Linked DNA regions of Mus musculus: region 2 is linked to region 1. The links are chromatin loops, found by intact Hi-C in ENCODE. Cell type or tissue: left cerebral cortex. All regions are shown on one strand.

Region 1 (8,000 bases):
GACCCAGCAGTCCTCTGCTGTATGTGTGTTGGTGGCACCATATAAGCTGGTGTATGCTGCATGTTCAATGATCCAGTGTTTCAGTGATCTCAGAGGTCCAGATTAATTGAGCCTGCTGGTCCTCCATCAGGGTTGCCCTCCTCTTCAGCTTCTTTCATTTTTTCTCTAATTCAACAATAGTGTTAGCTGCTTTTGTCCATTGGTTGAAGGCAACTATCTGCCCCTGTCTCTTTCAGGTGCTTATTGGCTCCTCCTGAATGTGGTCATTCTAGGTCCCTTTTTGTGAACATTACATAGCCTCAGTAGTAGTGTCAGGCCTTGGAACCTCCCTTTGAACTGGATCCCTCTTTGAACCTGTCACATGACCTTCTTTTCGTCAGGCTCCTCTCCATTTCTATCTTTGTAAAAATTTCAGGCAGGAAAAGTTGCGGGTCAGAGATATGACTGTGGCATGGACCCCTCTCCCCGTTTGATGTCCTGTCTCTCTGCTGGAGTTGGGCTCTAAAAGTTCCCTCTCCATTGCTGATGGGATTGCAAAATGGTACAACCACTCTGGAAATCAATCTGGAGGTTCCTCAGAAAATTGGAAATAGATATATCTGAAGACCCAGTTATACCACTCTTAGTAATATACCCAAATGTGCCCCACCATGCCACATGGGCACGTATTCCTCTAAGTTCATGGCAGACTTAATAGTGATAGCTGGAAGCTGGAAACAACCTAGACGTCCCACAACAGAAGAATGGATACAGAAAATGTGGTTCATTTACACAACAGAATACTACTCAGCTATTTAGAACAAACTAGGGCATCCTGACATTTGCAGGCAAAAGGATAGAACTAGAAAATATCATCGGGAGTGAGGTAACTCAGACTCAAAAGGACCTGAATGGTATATGCTCACTAAATAATAAGTGGATATAACAAAACAAACAAAAATCAACAAACAAACAAATAAACAAAACAACAGCAATAAACACAAGGGACACAATACCCAAGATACAGTCCACAAAACGCAAAAAGTCAACAAGCTGATGTGCCCAAGTGCCTCAGTCCCAATTGAAGGACAAGAAAGCAATCACAAGTAGGGAGGGAAGGAGGGACTTGGGAAGAAAAGTGGATGGGGAAAGGGAGACAGGGGGGTGGGGGAATATGATCTGGTATTGAGATAGGAAAGATTGAGTGCCAGCAGAAAGAACGGAAACAGGTGGCCTCAGGTGGCATGAGATTGGGGGGATCATCCAGAATGCACCAGAGACTTGGGAGATGAAAGACTTTCAGGACACAAATGAAGAAACTTTAGATGAAATGCCCCACAGTGGGGAGAGGGAACTAAAAGGAGCTGTTTTAATGCCACACATTGGACATTCTCAACTTATTGCAAAATGATAATCTTTACATTTAAGTATATCAGAAAATGTTTTGATAAAATATTATTTTACATATAATTACTAAAAGACAAATGATTAGGAATATCAATGCTATTTTCTACCAATCCAAGTCTCTACAGTGCCTATTAGGGGTGTGAGATTCTTGGGTTTATCAGATTACAATAACATGAACTCAGTGCTCAAACCAATCTAGATCTGGAATTAGTCTCTCAGCACAACTCTGACACATCACCATTGCTATTCACACTTATTTTAATTGACATCTATAAAAAAGAAATCATGAGCAAAGAGTGCAGTGATACATTAAATACAATTGGTTGCAATATAACTTTAAAATTTTCAAAACCTCTTTTTAATGATGGATCTTAAATACTTTTACCTCCATTTAAGCATACTACCCAACTGAGACAGTGAAAAGTTAGGATATGGGGAGGTGAACCTGTCTAGAATTGTTCCAACTGTGTTGTCTAGAAATCACCAGTTCTATTCACAGTTTAGCAGACAATGACAGCTTTATCCACTCTCAAACAGTTCATGGATACAACAATTATCCACTTCAGTAAAGTGGATTAGCAACAGTGGTGACAAGACATAGCAGATAACCAGGCCTCAGCCTCAGCTTGTGTCAGCAGGCTGGACCAACAGGATCACTAGAAGTTCTCATCTGTGGCTCTCTCAGTGAAGCAAAGGTCAGCGAAGATATGAGGTCCACAAGCATTGTAAAGCTGGTTATACCAAGAATCAAAGCTCTGTCTCCATTACTCTGTGGAGTCCTATTTATTCCCTCCAAATATCTCATGTCCTCCACTTGTTTTGCCTCAACACAAATCTTGCCTCAACATGTGTCTTGCATCACCATGTGTAGCGAATCAGCCAAAGTCGTTGGAAGTGGCACAAAATTGAGTACAACAGCAGAAGTATTTTGGTGCATTTCTCTCTATGGAGTCCTGAAAAATGCAGCTCAACTATGCAGTGTAAGGTGGAGCAATACATGCATGTTCTTAGCAAACAATCTTTCATCACGTGTTCTTTTGTGTCAGAGACCATCCCGTGAGAAAGTGAGCCCTTCACAATCTCCCTAACAAGCCAAATGGCCTTGTACTAAGAGCTGGTTATCACCCCCCTTTCCTCCCTATTCCTTTCTTGGCACCTGAGGCTGTAAAAGCTGAATTATAGTTCCCTCTTCCCTATCTCTTCCTGAGTTCCCATGCCATCCAAGGACATGAGTTATGCCTGAGCCCAGCCTGACCCCCAAGGCTGTCAAGGAGGATCGATGTTCCAGAGATAAGATCCAGAGTGCCTGCTGCCTGGTGCTGTGGCCCCCATGTCAGCAGATGCCCACTTCTTTGTTCTTTGTATAATTCTCCCTAGACCCCTCCCATATTCCCCGCTTTAAAAAGAAGGCACCTCAACCTAATAAACGAGACCTTGATAGGTTAAAATCTACTTGGTCGTCCTGCTCTCTCTTTCTCTTCCTCCCATTTCCTTCCAGGTTCGCGGTCCCCCTCACACCCACGAATAACTGAATCCCACCGGACGGGATACTTTTGTGCACTTGCTTTAGCAGAGCAACTTCTCTCCTGTGTCTGCTTCAACAAAACATTCCTTAATGAGTCTGTCCTAGCCTTTCATACCTGTGCCCACTTTAATGAAATGAAAATTTCCTTCACTTGTTTGCTCCAGGAAAACATGATCCAAAGAACCCTTAACATTTACACTTCATTGCAGGCTTGCTATTGTAATGCACAAAGTACACTGTTAAACTGTGCATATTTGTTGTGTATGCTATAACTGCATATCAAGCAAGCAATAAAAGTACCACAAAGATAACAACTAAGAAAGGACTAGATTATTTTTTTTTTTGTTTTTTTCCCTTTTTTTTTTTTTTTTTTTTTTTTTTTCTTTAACAGTTTTTGTCTTTTCTAGACAGGGTTTCTCTGTATAGCTCTGGCTGTCCTAGAATTCACTCTGTAGACCAGGGTGGCCTTGAACTCAGAAATCCTCCTGCCTCTGCCTCCCAAGTGCTGGGATTAAAGGCATGTGCCATCACTGCCTGGCAAGAGCTAGATTCTTGATGAGGAGAAAAAAATTAGATTTTAATAGACCTCTCAAAACAGTACTCATAACCAAAGTAGATGAAATATTTGTAGTATACTGTATTCCATTACCCATAGAACATTCTCTAAAACAATATTTACTCCTTTATTGTGTGTCTTTGCATATGCTCATATGACTGTTACAGTTAGAAGGGTAATCAGAGAACAAACTAGGGTAATTGATCTTGTGAGTTCTGGGTATCAAACTCAGGAGGCAAAGCTTGGTGGTAAGTGCCTCAGCCACTTAGGAAAACTCAGTTGCTGCATCATAAGAAATTCTGAATACTTTGACTTATATGGCATACAATTACATTGAAGATGTACAAGAGAATATTATTAGCAATAGATTGTGTGAGTTGTTACAGGGAATTTTTATGCTTATACTATTAAGAAAAAAATTTTCTCCCACTCTCACTTTTCTTTAGAGAAGTCCATTTAATTTATTTCTTTTTTCTTTTTGTCTTGCTTGTCATAGGATATAATTACTTACTTCTCAGTCAGATAACTATTTGCATGAAACTCCAGTCTGGAGCAACTCGGCATGCCTTGGCCTTGTAGATGGTTTATGACTGAAATTCACATATGTCCAGTCATTTTCAGGGGTGTACATCTACCCTATAATCAAAAACAAAGGAGACACTTTATTTTACCCCACACATAGGAATGGGCTTTTACATACCCTTGGTACTTTTTACACAGCTGTACTAAACAATGGATTTGCATAATGCTCCCTAGGGTCCACCTCTCCTTGCAAGTCCAAAACAAAAGCTAGCCTATCTTTCTACCTTGAATATTCAGGATTCTTCATATTAAGTTCTCAAAATGAGTTACTCTCTTCAGCTCCTGAGGATGCTTGTGCTCTGGATTCCTGGTAAGTAAAGAAACAAAGATAAAGAAGGAGAGTGTGGGGGATGGAGACTTCTGGGGTCCAGCTAATCCAGATGCAGATGCAGATTCTGTTTATGTCTGAGATTATCAGTTTTGCATGCTAGTTTTATGTCTGTAAGTTTTCAAGGTTGAACCTATGCTTTTGTAACTACTCTTATAGCTACCAAAGCTAATGGTCCAGATGACTCCTAGATGATTTCCATACTCTATTTACATGGTTATTTTATGTTGAACATTTTTGAAATATGAAAAAATCATAAATATAATAAGTAGGAAATAATAAAGAAAAGAACAATCATTTGAAAATACCATTTTTTTTGTGTGTGTGTGTGTGTGTGTGTGTGTGTGTGTGTGTGTCTATACCCTTTCGTTTCTCTCATCTCAGAAATCACTAAAGTTATTGTGATGACACAGGGTGCACTGTCCAATCCTTTCACTTCTGTAGAGTCAGCTTCCATCTCTTGCAGGTCTAGTAAGAGTCTCCTACTTAAGGATGGGAAGGCATACTTGGATTGGTTTCTGCAAAGGCCCGGAAACCCTACTTGGCTCCTGATCCATTTGAGGCCAACCTGTGCCTCAGGAGTCTCAGACAAGTTTAGTGACAGTGGGTCAGGAACAGATTTCACACTGAAAAATCAGTAAAGTGGAGGTTGAGGATGTGGGTGTGCATTACTGTCAGCAAGTTGTAGAGTATATTCCACAGTGATACAGCTCTGAACAAAATCCACCCAGATGGCAGTGCTCAACTACTACATTTGTTGATTGTCTTTCTTGAGAACAATTTTGTGTACTTGAATAGAAGGTGGTGGTGGAGGAGGAGGAGGAGGAGGAGGAGGAGTGGGAGGGGGACAGGGATGAGGAGGAGGAAGAACAGGAGGAGGAGGGGGAGGAGGAGGAGGAGGAGGAGTGGGAGGGGGACAGGGATGAGGAGGAGGAAGAACAGGAGGAGGAGGGGGAGGGGGAGGAGGAGGAGGGGGAGGGGGAGGAGGAGGAGGAGGAGAGAGCACTCAAGAACTCAGAATAGTTTATAGCTAAGTCTCTACAGGGGTGTCACTTGAGGCGGTATTCTTCAACATAGGTACCACCTGTCTGCTGTGAGATTTTTAGTATAATGTAAGTAACATGCTAAGGAAGTAATGTCAAAATGGAATGAAAAGAAAACACTGAATAGCAATACTATCATTTTCCTGTAGACTTTGCAAACAGTAATAGATGATTTTCATCAGAAAATTATTCCCATAATAACATAACAGTGTATTGCCTTTTCCGTGTCACTTAAAGTCATTTTAAGTCTTTTTTTATTTGGATTTATTTTTTTTTCCTTTTGGGAACTTAAGTTGTCAACACACATGCATCAGGGAAATGTTTGATGTTGTTAAGATGTTTCTGTCTCCCATCACTTACAAATTCTCTTAAAGCAGGTCCTTTTTCTGTATTGGAAAAGAGAGGTACTCCTACATTCCTGGACATTGCCTAGGGTCACTACTCATTTTTTGTGTTTATGTCTTGTTATTTAGCTTGGTAAATATAAATGTACACCAAAAACTAGCTACATGTCAAAGTACTCTCACAGGACTCATCATGGTATGGGAAATAAGAATGGATAATTTCAGAATTACAAAAGTGAGTAACAGAAATTAAACTCAAGCCTTGGATAGAGAGAGAACATTGGATTTATGGCTTATTGAATAGAACTTGAATGATTAAAGGCAACATCAATGAAAAGAGTCCCTCGTGCCAACAGATTATCATTCCAAAAACTGGTGAGACCAATGATCTTAAAGTGAGCAGAGACTACAAATCCTTTTTTTCCTCCTGTGGCAAGAGAGCAGCACTTGTTCAAGCTGTGATACTGTTATATTCATGCCAGGAAATAAATAAAAACAAGCAAATAATCAAGCAAAAAACATCTGCTCAGAAAGACAGACTTGGGTCACCCTAAATTCTACCTTCCAATGTGGAAGCAGTTTCAACAAGTTTAATGGTTTAGAGGATGAAGAAACCCATATATAAAGGCAAGTTTAAAATACATTGATTCATCAGAAAGTCAGGTGCCCCAAGGTGGGAGAAGCATTGTTCAAGGTTCAAAATACTGTCTGAGTTCTGAGATTAGTGAAAGCTTGTTTTAAAATGTCAAATACAGAGAGATCAGTTGATGGAATTTTGTTAATTCTTTTGCATATTTGGTTTTAAAATGTAGCACAAGTTTTTTTTTAAATCTGCTATTTTTGGTAATATCCTTTTGCTTGTTTGGCAAAGTTGTAAGTTATGGAAGCACCATAACCTATGTAAGTCTGGGAAATCCTAGTTATTGTGTTTGTGAGAGACATGGCTCACTCCAGAGCTCGGTGTAGTGTCTGTACTTCAGGACAGTCCTCATAATTCACATCTTGGTTGGTATAGTGATATGGCTAATGATTATCATTGGTTAAAGATCTGTCATACAGTAAATGATAAGAATATGGTATTAGAGAACAAGAAGTTAAAGTGAAATAATTAGTTTCTCACTTATGCTACTTACATTTCTAATGCCACAGGTATTAGGGGCTAAGGTTAATGTACTACATAGTACAAGTGTAGAGGTTCTTAACATTTAAAATCATATGGGATAGGAAAATGTTCTGTGAGCTGGAACCAGGGATGCAGAGGAAGGGAGTGTGAAGTTCATTTCTTTGACTTTACATCCTGCAACAGAGAGAAACCTGCAATAACCTCAGCTGTGTGACCAATCCTCTGCCTAAGGATTTTCACAATTGTCAATACACCTTCAGGATCTTCTGTTGCCCAGATGGAGAGGAAGGTTAGTCACCTTCCTGCTGCTTCCCATCCTCTCCCATCACATTGTTTAATTCTGTCTGGATTTTGTTGTAAAAAATATTTAATCTCAAACTGGGGTTTCTTTCCTGTCCTTGATCATTCAGTTCCCAGATAAAAGACCCAAATCCTTTATATTTATAATAAGACTTGAAAGCACAAGATTTGGGCATATATCTACTCTCTGCTATTATATCTATTTGCCTTTAAATAACTCCAAGTGATAACTTGTCATGTTCCCTCTGGGATACTCTTAAATCCAATTGGCCATCCCTCATGGCCATGTTTTCATAACTCACCTACCCCATGGTGTCTTGTTCTCTCTCCCCTTTCTTTCTTCTCCTCTTGTGGTCTCTTCTCAGATCCAAAGCCTGGGAACCCAAATCCCACTCCTATATCTTTTGTCCAGCTATATGCTGTTTACATTTTTATTTACCAATCAGGAATAAATTGGGGCAGTTTGCAAAGCATGACTTGTATATATGAAGATTCTCTTCTTTCTGTGGGCAACCAGGTTTTGGGGACTAGCACATAGCATTGCAATATAGAACAAATGACAAAACCTCCACCAGATTTCATATTAGATACATCCATTAATTTGTAATGAGTTGATTAATGTCCCTGAATTTGATTTTGTTGTTGTTGTTACTTTATTGTTGTTGGCTTTTTACAGTCAATTTTAAGGTTATTTTGTACTGTGGTCATATATCATAGGAGTGATTTCAAAATTTTAATTCATATGGATCTCTTTTGTTTCATAGAATGTAGTCTATTTTTGAAAAGCTTCACTGTACTACTAGATAGGGTGTG
Region 2 (8,000 bases), 160 kb after region 1:
TTCTCATAGCCTTATGGTACCTTCTCTGAAACTGACCATATAATCAGTCACAGAATAAGCTGCAATAGATTTAATAAGATTGAAATAATTCCAAGCTTCCTATCAGATCACCACAGACAATCTCTAGACTTCAATAACAAGAAAAAAAAAGGGAAAATCTACATACCCATGGAAACCATACAACTTTCTTCTCAATGATAACATGTTCAGGAAAACAATAAGGAAATAAATTAAAGACTTCCTGAAATTCAATGAAAATAATGACTCAGCATATCCATATTTATGGAACATAATAAAAGCAGTGCTAAGAGGAAAATTCATAGAATTAAGTGCCCCCATAATACATTGGAAAGATCCTACCATAACGACACCACATCTAAAAGCCCTAGAAGAAAAATAGACAAACACAACCAAGAGGAGAAGACTACAAGAAATAGTCAAACTCAGGACTGAAATCAAACAAATAGAAACAAAAAGAACAAAATAAAGAATCACCAAGACCAAAAACTGATTCTTTGTGAAAATCAACAAAATAGATAAACACTTAGCCTAGCCAAATGAAATAATGGGCACAGACAGAGTATACAAATTAACAAAAGAAGAAATCAATCACAGCATGCAAATGGAGGAAGGGATCTTGGTGGGAGGGGAGAGGAGAGTGGAAAAGGGGAACATGATCAGGTTGAGAGGGGGTGGCAGAGAAAAGCCCTGATGGCCAGCAGAATCAATGAAAAATACTGCAACTTCATAGCATAGGGGATGGGAAGGCCCTCCAGGAAGTATCAGACACCTGGGAGATGAGAGACTCTCAAGACTCAAAGGGAGGGATCTTACATGAAATGACCAATAATGGTGAGAGGGAACTAATAGTGTCCACTTCCAGTAGAAAGACAGGACATCAAGTGGAGGGATGGAGTACCATCCCACAGTCAAATATTCTGAAAGAAAATTGTTTCTGTCTGAAAGAACTCCAGGGACCACAATGGACAAAAGATTGAGGTTAAGGAGGTCCAGTGCCTGGTTCAACTTGGGATCCCAAAGGGGAGCCTCCAAGGCCTGACACTATTCCTGATTCTATGGTGTGCATACAGACATGAACCTAGCAAGGCTGTCCTCTAGAAGCAAAATAAGCTCATGACTGAGACAGATGCAGCTTGATTGAATCAACCATTGGACTGAAGATTGATAACCCTGTGTTTGAATGGAGAAATACTAGAAGAAGCTGAAGACGAGGGAGACCCCATAGGACAACCAGCAGTCTCAACTTACCTGGATCCCTGAAATCTCTGAGACACTGAGGAACCAAGCAGGCAGCATACATGAGCTGCTCTGAGGCCTTCATATGCAGCAGAGGACTGCGTGGTATGTCATCAGTGGGAGAAGAGTCTAACCCTTTAGAGACTTGAGACCTCAGAAAGTAGGGAGGAGAGGTGTCTCAGGGGGTGGGGACATCCTCTTGGAAACGAGGGGGTGGGGGAAGAGGAATAGGATGAGGAACTCTGGGAGGTCAAATTGGAAGGGGGCAACAATTAGACTGTAAAAATAAAAGTAATAATAATAAACAAAAACCAAACTATCTGTGAAACCTTATAACTCTGGTGCTATTAGAGAGGGAAAAGATTGGTGGGAATTCAAGAGTGCCAGCTCAGCTCTATATACAGTGAGAGAACCTGTCTCAGGGGAATATGGCAGAGCTTATAGACTGAGACATCCTTCTGTGGAGGGATATACCACCAAAGTTGAGTAGGATGTGGAGAGAACTATAGGACACACACACTTATACTTGGTGTAGACCACAGAAAGTAAGGATGGCTGCATTTCCCTTTGAGAATGTCAGGTGACCTCTTTCAGACATCGTATATCTAAATATTTCCAGCAACTTAGAGATAAATAGTAATGGTCTCTTAGTGTCAGATCTGGACTTCTGCCTTCAGAAGCACTACCGTCTAGCAGCATTCCTTGGGAAATCCAAGTTGTAGTTTGCATCTGCAAGCTTGACTCAAATGATCTAATTGGCAAGATTCCAATCTGTCCTCTGACCCTTAATTGTTCTCAAGCTACAGTCATGGCTGTGAGTCTATGTGGGGGAAACTGTTCTCTTCTATCCTCCTGCATCTTACCCTCACACTGGGTGCATCATTTTCTGTCCATCATCCTGAAATGTTGGCTTAACTCAGGTGTGGGATGGATATGCCTGCTGGAGCACAGAGTATTGAAGAATGGAACTTCTTTCACCATGAAGACAGTAATTGGTCCAGTCTTCTCAGATGCATAGGGTGAAAGACCATGGAACTTAGTTCACAGTAAATGCATTCACTGTGGTCAACCATGTTGTACTAACCACACAGACTAATTCAGGTACTGGCTGTGACAGTTCATTTTATTATTTACTTGGTTCACTGTGGAATAAATTATAGGCATGCATCTCAGTGAATCTGTGAGGATATACTAAGAAAGGATCCATGGGAAAGGAAAGACCTTCTCACAAAGAGGATATCTGCACAGTTGTAACAAGGGCCAGTGCAAAGCACTGCTTATTACAAACATGCCCTTGGTTCTTGCTGGTGTCTGCCTTTCACTGTAACTGCTGCTGTAATTCCTTGTTTCCCTCATGACTGAGCTCCTTCTACTCATGAGCAAGGTGGAAGAGACATGCTATTCTCTGTTCTGCTTTGGAAAACTCTACTTTCTAACCTTCAACTTGCTCTCCAAATGGGGAGCAGGTATTGAGGAGTAACTCTGAAGTGTGGTATGTGCCAGGTCCCATCGTTTGAGAAGGGCTTAGCTAGGGGCATGATAAGGGACACAACAAAGTGGATCTTCTTACAGATAGAAAGATACACGTTTCCTCAATGAAAGAATAAATAAATTCCATGGAAGTGGGAGTTGGCATCTGGATGAAAGCATGGACTGACTGACACTTTAGAGGAAGAGTCTTACTTCTCCTGATAAATTATTGTCTACAACTTAGATGATCAACTTATGTTTTTTCCAGTTCTTCCAGTGAGCCACAAGGAGAATGAAGGAGAGCTGAATGATGCAGGGTCTAATATTGGCTGGCAGTGTAGCTCACACAGGGTTAATCAGTGCCTGAGAAGACCACATAAAAAGTGTCAGGAGAACAAACCCAGAAAAACAAAAGTGCAAACATCTGATTCAAGAATGATCCCAACATATCTACATGTTGGTTATCCTTTTGAGTCGAATTGGCTATGGAATGGCATTCAGATACCTGGAAAAAGATATATAATAGCAAAGTAGCAATCCCTTCTTACTAGCATTGATGTCATTAGTTGAAGACATGACTCTTCCTAAGTCTGAGAGTAAATTTCTTCTGGCTCTTTGTTTTGCCCAGCTTTGCAGTGGTATGACAAAATGCCTGAGAATTTCATGTGTTTTGCAAATTGTATCTTGTATCTTGAGTATTCTAAGTCTCTGGGCTAATATTCACTTATCAGTGACTGTACTTATCAGTACATTTTGGTTTCTTCATATTTCTTTGCTCACTTTTTTTCATGTAGAATGTGTTAAGAAAATTGATGTACTAAATATGGAGGTTGACAATATTTTGTTTAAAGAAATCCATATTATTTGAATTGTTTATCCATAATTTGCCCCATTACATAGCAGACAAATCCTCAATCTTCCATTTGAAAATCCTAAAGGTAACATGAAAATACAGATCTAAAGTAACTACAGTAGATACAGTAATTACAGTAACTCCTGTATGCAAGATGTAAGTCTCACCAGACCTACTGACAACCATCACATTTGTTGACTAATTTCACAGAAAATATAGTGTAAAACTTTCACAGTTTTACCAGCCATTTTTGTTCTGGTTAAAATGACAAATTTCCAAAAAAGTAAGCAAATTTGAAAACACTAGCTGAATGCAGAAATGATAATCAGGATACTTAAGGTGTAGACCTAAAACATGTTAATGGGCTACTCCCTTAGACCCTATCATAAATTATAGGGTGCTACATGGAAAAAGAGAAACATCAAGAATGTCATTGTGGACTCCTCCCTATTGGGTCAAAGTAATACTGAATCAGAAACAGAAAAACCTCACTCAGAATAATGGAGGAGAGCAAAGATAACAACCATGGAAGCAACAGTTTTAACCTAGTCCTGTGAATATCTGCTCAGCTGTGTATGAAGTTTCACACTGTCTATTCAATCTACTTCCCCACCTACTACCATATTCAATATAATTTGTATGGATCCCATTATCACCTCAGCCTCTCTGATGATATATAATGTATGTCATCAAACTGAGTATGAAGCTGGATAGTACTTAAGGCCATGGTGATGTCTTTCCAAGCTCAACTACTCAGAATTCTCCTCCTCCAGATCTCTAGTATGGTTTCTTTCTTCCATAGCATTAATATTGTACATTCTATCTAAATATGGTATATTTTATGTGTCTTTCATACTTTTCTTCTATGAACAGATTCTACAGCAGAACATAGTGCCACACAGCCTCAATAATTTTTACCCATGGCTGAGGGAAAATGTCCCTGTCACTTGCCGAACAAACACAGATATGAACTCTTAGCAGAAGAAGCCAGGGGATGCTCCATAGCTCATTATTTTAGAATGCAATACTCTTCTTTCTGGATTCCTGCCCCAGTTCATCAGCTGTAGCTATGGAGCATATTTTACCATGACAGCTTATGGCATGCAGTTGGAAGATGCTGTCTGAAAATACTATTCAATTTTAATAATCAGATACTTCTAAACAACCATTGGCTGGACATACATTTTTGTTATTGTCTGTAATTATTAAATTTAGACATTATAAACTTTAATATCTTACACATTGTCTTTAAGTCTTAGCCTTTATATGTCTTAAATAACTTATTCAAATGTTCATAACTTGCAAAACTTTCTAATTTGTAAATTTTTTTCTAGAAATGTCTACCCATCTGAATATTCATGCATAAAAATTTGGTTATTACTAAAACAACTGTGATATTAACATCCTTCTAAAATTTTTCATAGTAAAATCTTTCATAGTACTATGGAATATGCAAACATTAAGAACTGAATTTACTACTTACTATGAGAATGTTCTCCCTTTATTTGGAGACTAAATAATATATATCCACTTTTTACATGGTTTGTTTTATCTCCATGAAAAACCAAAGTTCAAATTTATTAAAGTTCTCCCTGTGCTATCAATGAGCTTATTGGGCTTACTTGCAGATAATTGGTATGGAGTTGCTGATGAGATTGTAGGTGACCCAGAAGCAGTCACACCTAAAAGATTGTGCTGTTTATGAAGGGATACTGACATTTAAGATGTTCTGTACAAAACATTTTATGGCAGAATAGTCAAAAGTATGTTGTTTTATAATTTAGAAGATAGGACAAAAGCAATTCATATATATATATATATATATATATATATATATATGTATATATATATATATGTGTGTGTGTGTATTTGTATGTGTATATGTATATTCATACACACAATATATATATACCTGGCTAAACTTTGTATGTTTTTTTAAGAGGCTATAGTGATAAAAATCCTTAAAATTATTAAAATATTTGTATTTATTTATATATTCAATACAAAATAATTTCATTTAAAGATACTGATGTAAATTATTTATGTATAAAGGAAGTGAAATTTAAATAGGAAAAACCTGTATCCATTATGCACAATCACATGTCAATGTTACTTTATACCTTCAAACAACAGGAACCATGTTGCAGAACGAAAATTCATATAATGATAAAAAGGGATCACAATCTTACCAGAATTGTAGATGTATGTGTCTCTTGTCATGAAAAGAATATTTAAGTATTTTGAACTTAAAGACTCATACGAATTGTTCTAAGGAAAGATTCAAGACCATTAGCCATTGTTAGATATTGTAGCCTAACCTCAGGGACTACCAGTTATTATGTACTTGTGTGGTAGGGCATAAATATCCGAAAAATAGGTTGCAAGTATTGTCAGAACAATAAACCATGAAAAGAGAAAGAGTTGATATAGATCCTAGCCCTAGAGACCTTTTACAAATAAAAATTTTAAATTATTTACTTTAAGACCAGAATCATGATCAATTAATTGCTAGCATACATTGAGTAGAAAATAATTTTTTATTAAGACATCGTTATGTATCCTTCTTCACTGTTTTACTTTCACTTCTGTTAGTATATGAGCTTCACTACTATGTTAATGTCACAATTGTCGAACACATAAAATGAAACAAAACGAAACAACAAGGCAAAAATAACCCTCAAAATTCAAGGACTACATGAGGTCATACTTTACCACTATGGAGAATCTCACTTGTCAGTATAAAAAGAAAACTTTTTTTTAATGTATGTGAGTACACTTTCACTATGTTCAGACACACCAGAGAAAGGCATCAGATACCATTAGAGATGATTGTGAGCCTAAGAGTAGACATGGAGGGATTCATGGCTCCAACCGAATATAAAGCTGAGGATGGACTTTTCTGGCATCAGTGGGAGTAGAGGCCCTTGGTCCAGTGAAGGCTTGTTGCCCCAGTGTAGGCCAGGACAGTGAGGTGAGAGTGGGTGGGTGCGGGCATCTTCATAGAAGCAGAGGGAGGGGAGATGGGAGAGATGGTTTCCAGAGGGGAAACTGTGAAATGGGATAAGATTTGAAATGTAAACACATAAAATATCCAATTAAAAAAAAGTGGGAGTGGGTAGGTGGGGGAGTGGGGGGGGGAGCATGTGGGGGAATTTTGGGATAACATTGGAAATGTAAATGAAATAAATACCCAATTTTAAAAAAAAAGGTTTTCTGGAATTTACACCAAACAGTGATCTTCACGAGTTCCTACGAAAAGGCTGATCTACTTCAAAAGAATTTAGCGTGACTGGGAATGGGCCTCCCCTCTTCTTTATAAAGTGTGTTTGACGACATTAAATTTGAACCTTGATCAGAAAAGAAAAGAAAAGAAAAGAAAAGAAAACAAAACAAAACAAAAAACAAAAACAAAAACAAAAACAAAAAAACTTACACATCAAATTGTATAACTGATAATTTTCTCTGTAGCCAAGTATGAATAATTTTAGCCTAGGAAACATATTTATGTTAGCTTTAAACCTATGTTCGTACCTAATAACAGTCTAATGAACATTTTCTAAGAATAAAACAAAGAAAGTCATGAACTGAATCACTTTTCAATTCATTAGTTGAAATAATAATAGGAACATTAAATTAAGTGGGGAAGTCACTACTGTAGGCTTCAGACTCTGTGGGAAATAAAATAGGGTATCAGGGGAAGGCGGGGGAGGAAAGGCCCACACTCCAGCAGAGTTCCACCTATTCTCTGGTCTATCAGGCATTGGAGGGCTGCTAACTAACTTCCACTCATCCCTGGGTAGACATCCAAGCCCCTGACCCACTCTTCAATGGGTGGTGAGGGGCAGCCCTACCTGGGAACCCAAGAGCTACTTTGCTAAAGCCACCAGAGTTATAGGAGAGAGTGATGAGGGAAGAGGTTCCCAACACTGACCAGAGTGAGTGTGCAGTGGATCTTGATGGAGCAAAGACTCTCTATGGTTTTAGAGCTTTATTGTAGAAAGGTAGGGGGAAAAAGAGAAGAGAAGAGAAGAGAAGAGAAGAGAAGAGAAGAGAAGAGAAGAGAAGAGAAGAGAAGAGAAGAGAAGAGAAGAGAAGGCTAGAAAGAAAGAGAGTAAGAGGGAGAAAGAGCAAAGGAGAGGAGAAGACACAGAGAGAGAAGAGAGGAGAGAAGACAAAGAGGAGAGAGGGAGTAAGAGAGAGGGGTAAGAAGCAAGAGAGACAAGTAAGAGAGCAAGAGATTGAAGTGGGGCTGAACAGCCCCTTTTATGGTCTTTACTGTTGCTAGGTATAACTGGGGAGGAGTTTACCCTGAAGGTCAGAAGCTTGGGCCATTGCCTATGTGACTACTGACCATGCTTCTTTTGTGGGGACTGTGGGGGCCGGTAACTTAGGCAGGAGCCAGAGTTCCAGGAGCATGCAG

What was found. Peaks named below come from ENCODE experiments on the same cell type or tissue, not always from the same donor. Only the 100,000 strongest peaks of a DNase experiment are listed, where the experiment ranks them.
Region 2: a loop joins it to region 1, with 1.8 times the contacts of the local background. A loop is called at or near these places in 2 of 42 quality-filtered maps.

What each region holds. Positions count from the first base shown.
Region 1 is chr6:68,174,491-68,182,490 of GRCm38, forward strand. It overlaps Igk and the pseudogene Igkv2-113. Among named protein-coding and RNA genes, the nearest start is that of Gm25833, 350 kb to the right of the region's middle. In left cerebral cortex, no CTCF peak of the experiment used is centred here; a DNase peak (open chromatin) is centred at 4,995.
Region 2 is chr6:68,330,628-68,338,627 of GRCm38, forward strand. It overlaps Igk. Among named protein-coding and RNA genes, the nearest start is that of Gm25833, 200 kb to the right of the region's middle. In left cerebral cortex, no CTCF peak of the experiment used is centred here; a DNase peak (open chromatin) is centred at 4,625.